Linked DNA regions of Mus musculus: region 1 is linked to region 2. The links are chromatin loops, found by intact Hi-C in ENCODE. Cell type or tissue: left cerebral cortex. All regions are shown on one strand. Each heading gives the region's core, and the rest is flanking DNA. Links, peaks and the distances in the headings are about the cores only.

The links. Hi-C counts contacts between places; a loop is a spot of excess contacts. Peaks named below come from ENCODE experiments on the same cell type or tissue, not always from the same donor. Only the 100,000 strongest peaks of a DNase experiment are listed, where the experiment ranks them.
Region 1: a loop joins it to region 2, with 2.8 times the contacts of the local background. A loop is called at or near these places in 2 of 42 quality-filtered maps.

Annotation. Positions count from the first base shown.
Region 1 is chr7:13,393,441-13,396,362 of GRCm38, forward strand. It overlaps a transcript of Cabp5 not described here. Among named protein-coding and RNA genes, the nearest start is that of Cabp5, 3.3 kb to the right of the region's middle. In left cerebral cortex, for the core only: no CTCF peak of the experiment used is centred there; no DNase peak of the experiment used is centred there.
Region 2 is chr7:13,449,652-13,452,573 of GRCm38, forward strand. It overlaps Bsph1 (binder of sperm protein homolog 1), which reads left to right and starts at 1,190. Exons shown (of 5, transcript NM_001033418.4): 1 at 1,190-1,335. The coding sequence starts at 1,263. In left cerebral cortex, for the core only: no CTCF peak of the experiment used is centred there; a DNase peak (open chromatin) is centred at 1,254.

The DNA.
Region 1 (2,922 bases), core at 334-2,833, 56 kb before region 2:
ACATGTCCATTGAAGCACCCACTCCTTCCAGTCACCTCTCCCACAGCTCCTTCTCCATTTCCCTTTCTCCTATGAGAAGCGGGAGGCCCTCGCTGGGTACAAACACACCTTGGCACATTAAATCTCTATAGGACTGGGCACATACTTTCTCACTGGAGCCAGAAAAGGCAGTCCAGTTAGAGGAATAGGATCCACAGGCAGGCAACAGAGTCAGGAACAGTCCCCACTCCAGTTGTTGGGGGACCTCCATTGAGACCAAGCTACACATCTGCTACATATGTGTGGGGACCTTGGTATAGCCCATGTATGTTCTTTGGTTGGTGAGTCATTCTCTGGGAGACCCTAAGAGTCCAGGTTAATTGTTGGTATTCTTGTAGAATCCTTATTCCTTCTGGATTCCTCAATCCTTCCCCCAATTCTTCTACAAGACTTTTTGAGCGTGAGTCTCTACACATGTTTTGGTCAGCCGCTGGGTGGAGCCTTTCAGAGGACAGTTATGCTAGGCTCCTGTCTGCTAGCATAACAGAGCATCATTAATAGTGTCAGGGGTTAGAACTTACAGGCCGCTGGAGGCATTACTTTGAAATTAAATTGCCTCCTCCACTTCTGGTTTGCTTTCTCTGTTTTGTATTTATGGATCAAGATGTGAACTGTTAGCTTCTCATTCCAGCCACCAGGCTGTCTCTGCCATTATGGAGTCTCAACTGTAAGCTTCAAGAAAACCTTTCTTCTCTAAGTAACTATGGTCATGTCATTTTATCACAGCAACAGAAAAGTAACTAAGGCACACAGTGAAGTTGTGTGTTCATGTTGAAACCCATGGAGACATACCAATATTTCTTTTTTTATGGATTTATTTATTTATTTATTTATTTATTTATTTATTTATTTATTATATGTAAGTACACTTTAGTTGTCTTCAGACACACCAGAAAGGAAAATCTGATATCATTACAAATGGTTGTAAACCACCATGTGGTTGCTGGGATTTGAACTCAGGACCTCCAGAAGAGCAGTCAGTGTTTTTAATCACTGAGCCATCTCTGCAGCCCCATACCAGTATTTCTGACTATAGCCCTGAGTTTCTTTCTGCTTTTACTCCCTATTAGCATTGCCCTTTTTCAACAGCAAGAGACCTGGCTCCTGTTAGGCCACAGTCCTTCTAGTTGCATTCTTTCTCTCCTAGAAATCAGGCCCCACCTTTTAATTTTGGGACACAGATGATTTTAAAAAACCTCTAAGCTTATAGCTTCTTATCTTTACAGTTGTGAAAAAGCTCAAGACAACCTAGAGTTGTAGCTAGTTTTTATCAGTGCCTTCTGGATTATGTCTGTAGGCTAGGTTAGGTTACTGTGATGGTTAGCTTTTATTGTCAACCTGAGATAATCTAGAATTACCTAGGAAGGGGGAACCCTAATGGAAGAACTGTCTTCATCAAATTGCCTTGTGGCTATGTCTAAGAGTAACTGTCTTGATTAATGATTGATGTGGAAGGGTCCAGCCCACTGTGAGTGGTGCCAACCCTAGTAGGTGGTTCTGGCCTATATAAGAAAATTAGCTGAGCTTTAGCCATAAGAAGCAAGCTCACAAGTAGCTTTATTTCACAGTTTCTGCTTGACTGCCTGATTCCATAAGAGATAGACAGGTACCTGAATATATATGCCAAATAAACACTTGTCTCCCTAAGTTGCTTTTGACCACGATGTTTTATCACAGCAAACCAGAATTGATAGGTCACATAGTATAGAGATTGTCTACCTCTTCAACAAAACTTACTGTAGAATCTTTTCTTTTTTGGATATGAAGGGAACAGAGGGACCTAGAGATTTTCATATCTACCCCGCAGGGCCTTCATGGCTGCTTATGGTAATGATAGTATATATCTTCTAATTGTTCTCCTATTCAGGACTCCAACATGGATGCCTATGGTCGTAATGCTATCTCTCCTACTAAGAGCTCTCTCTTGCATGCCTATAGCTATGAGCCCATTACTTTCCTAATAAAGCCCCTTGGAAGGATAATCTCATACCTGTTCTTTTTTGTGAACTCACACTCCTTTATAATAGCTCTAAATTCTCAATATAACTATTCTGTCTTCTGCATTGTCTTTCCACCCCTGTGGAGACACCCTTTTCACCCTAGTTTTGAACTAATACTCAACATCATGAGTAGACATTCTTCAGACTGTGGTGAGTTATAATATTTTATGCAAAATTTCCATTGGTAGACTCCATCTTAGTCAACACCCTCAAGCCATACCCTGGATGGTGCCTTCCCATCATCTACATCTCTCATTTCCAGGACCCATGTACTACTATCCAGTTTTCTATTACTGTTACAACATGTTTGAAGCTAGGAACTGAATAGAGAAAATATGCTTATATAGCTCAAAAATTTATATGTTTGAAAGCATGGTATTATTAGCTAGATATTGGTGAAAGCCTCCTTGGTTGCATCATCTTGTAGAAAGATAATGGAGGGAGACATACTAGGTAGAGGGGAGAGAGAGAGAGGGAGAGAGAGAGAGAGAGAGAGAGAGAGAGAGAGAGAGAGAGAGAGAGAGAGAGAAACAGTGGGTGTGGTGGTTTGAATATGCTTGGCTTAGTGAGTGGCACTAGTAGGAATTATGGTCCCATTAGAGGCGATTTGACCTTGTTGGAGGAAGCATGTTATTGTGGGGTGAGCTTTGAGACCTTCATCCTAGGTACCTGAGGACAGTCTGCTCCTGGATTCCTTTCTATGAAGATGTAGAACTCTCAGATCCTCCAGAATCATGTCTGCCTGGATGCTGTCATGCCTCCTGCCATGCTGATAATGGATTGATCCTCCGAAACTATAAGCTAGCCTCAATTAAATGTTCTTTTTAAGAGTTACCTTGGTCTTGGTGTCTCTTCACAATAATGGAAACCCCAACTAAGACAG
Region 2 (2,922 bases), core at 182-2,681:
AAAGAGGAACACTCCTCCATTGTTGGTGGGATTGCAGGCTTGTACAACAACTCTGGAAATCAGTCTGGCGGTTCCTCAGAAAATTGGACACAGTACTACCGGAGGATCCAGCAATACCTCTCCTGAAGATGCCCCAACGGGTAAGAAGGACACATGCTCCACTATGTTCATAGCAGCCTTATTTATAATAGCCAGAAGCTGGAAAGAACCCAGATGCCCCTCAACAGAGGAATGGATACAGAAAATGTGGTACATCTACACAATGGAGTACTACTCAGCTATTAAAAAGAATGAATTTATGAAATTCCTAGCCAAATTAATGGACCTGGAGGGCATCATCCTGAGTGAGGTAACACATTCACAAAGAAACTCACACAATATGTACTCACTGATAAGTGGATATTAGCCCCAAACCTAGGATACCCAAGATATAAGATACAATTTGCTAAACACATGAAACTCAAGAAGAATGAAGACTGAAGTGTGGACACTATGCCCATCCTTAGAATTGGGAACAAAACACCCATGGAAGGAGTTACAGAGACAAAGTTTGGAGCTGAGATGAAAGGATGGACCATGTAGAGACTGCCATATCCAGGGATCCACCCCATAATCAGCATCCAAACGCTGACACCATTGCATACACTAGCAAGATTTTATTGAAAGGACCCAGATGTAGCTGTCTCTTGTGAGACTATGCCGGGGCCTAGCAAACACAGAAGTGGATGCTCACAGTCAGCTAATGGATGGATCACAGGGCTCCCAATGGAGGAGCTAGAGAAAATAGCCAAAGAGCTAAAGGGATCTGCAACCCTAGAGGTGGAACAACATTATGAACTAACCAGTAGCCCGGAGGTCTTGACTCTAGCTGCATATATATCAAAAGATGGCCTAGTCGGCCATCACTGGAAAGAGAGGCCCATTGGACTTGCAAACTTTATATGCCCCAGTACAGGGGAACACCAGGGCCAAAAAGGGGGAGTGGGTGGGTAGGGGAGTGGGGGTGGGTGGGTATGGGGGACTTTTGGTATAGCATTGGAAATGTAAATGAGCTAAATACCTAATAAAAAATGGAAAAAAAAAAAGAAAAAGTAACAGACTTGATCTAGCTCTGCAGAGAAAAAAGAGTGGGAAGAGGAGGGAGGAGGGAGGAGGGAGGAGAGGAGAGATGACATGACAAGAATGAGACAGAGGCTGTGACTGGATGCCAGGCCTGCAAGATTTTCAGAGTGAGCTACATTTGCCAACCTGACAGCAGGAACATGGCCCAGCCTTTGGATTTTCTATTGGTTTCAATCTGCCTGTTTCACAGCCTTTTCAGTTTTCAAGTAGAAGGTAAGGGATGAAGTGAGTATGGCTGGGGGTGGGTTTTTGATGAAGCAGCCTAGTACATCATTGCCATATGTAACAAACTCTGAGATTTCCTGTAGGGGAGAGGCCACCCTGACTTCGTGTGTTCTATTAAATGAAAAGGCATGTTTTCTCTTGAAAATAGGATCCTCCAAAAGGTTCAAAGCTAGCAAGATAAAACTGAAAGGGGAGAAAGAATAAAAACTCAAATTGGGATATTCTCCAGCTAGAAATCATACCACAGAATAAGTTCTCTATTTATTTTGATGTTTGAAATGCTTACATAAGGAGAAAAGGAGACAGTTTTGGAAAGCCCATTTTATTTCCTTATCAAAGTCGTGTTGTCTTGAGTGACTCTGAAATGGCTATTTAAGCAAGGATTCCATTCTGGTTTCTGTCTTAGTGTTGTGAGCATTAGGCAGAGCTGTGCAAATTACTTTTTATGGAGTGGTTGAGAGTATATACTCATTCAAGTACTCCTCAGCATGTCTTTGCATCTAAGAATAATTAAAAGCCAGAGTATTTAAAAGTGAAAGAGAAAAAAAAAGGAGGAGAAGATTCTCTTTGTATAACCACTTTTCTATTAACTGCAATTCCTATTTTATGATTATTGAAAGGCAACACTTTTGCCATAGCTATGTATTTTTAGTTGAAAAATTTAAATAGTATTTATTTGTGTATGTGAATATACACTTGGATATCATAGTGTGCATGTAGAGATCAAAGAAAAACTTGCAGGAGTCTGTTCTCTCCTCCACCATATAGATTCCAGGGGACCAAACTCAGGTCATCAGGCTTTGTCAGCAAGCACTTTTATCCTCTGAGCCATCTTGCTGGCCCATTTCTCTCTTTTACCTCGTACATAATTCAAGAAGCTACTTAAGATGTTTGCAGCCCCATAAGAGGAACAACAATATGATCCAACCAGTACCCACTCAGAGCTCCCAGAGACTAAACCACCAACCAAAGAGTACACATGGAGAGACCCATGGCTCCTGCTGCATATGTAGCAGAGGAAGGCCTTGTTGGTCATCAATGCTAGGAGAAGCCCTTGGTCCTTTGAAAGCTTGATGTCCCAGTGTAGGGGAATGCCAGGACCAGGAAGCAGTAGGGGTGGGTTGGTGAGCAGGGGGAGGGAGGATATAGGGGGCTTTTGGAGGGGAAACCAGGAAAAGGGATAACATTTGAAATGTAAATACAGAAAATATCTAATTGGAAAAAAAAAGATGTTCCTAAGACCTTTCTACTTTTAGCATCTGGCCTTTTAGGTTATTGACATCTTATTCCTCCATATATTATCATCATCATCTCTGCTATATAAAGTGAGATTCCATGGATCCTGGGTATGTTATCCTGTACTTAGAATGATACAGTGATATTTTACTTTTGGTCATATAACTGTTGTTTATTTATGATCCTCCTTTAGACAGTTTATGAACATTTGCTTCCTAGAGTTACAAACACTACCATCAGTGCCTTTTCCTCCAAAGACATATTTTTATGTATGAGTGTTTTACCTTCATGCATATATAAATACCATGTACATGTCTGGTGACCAAGGATGGTGGAAGA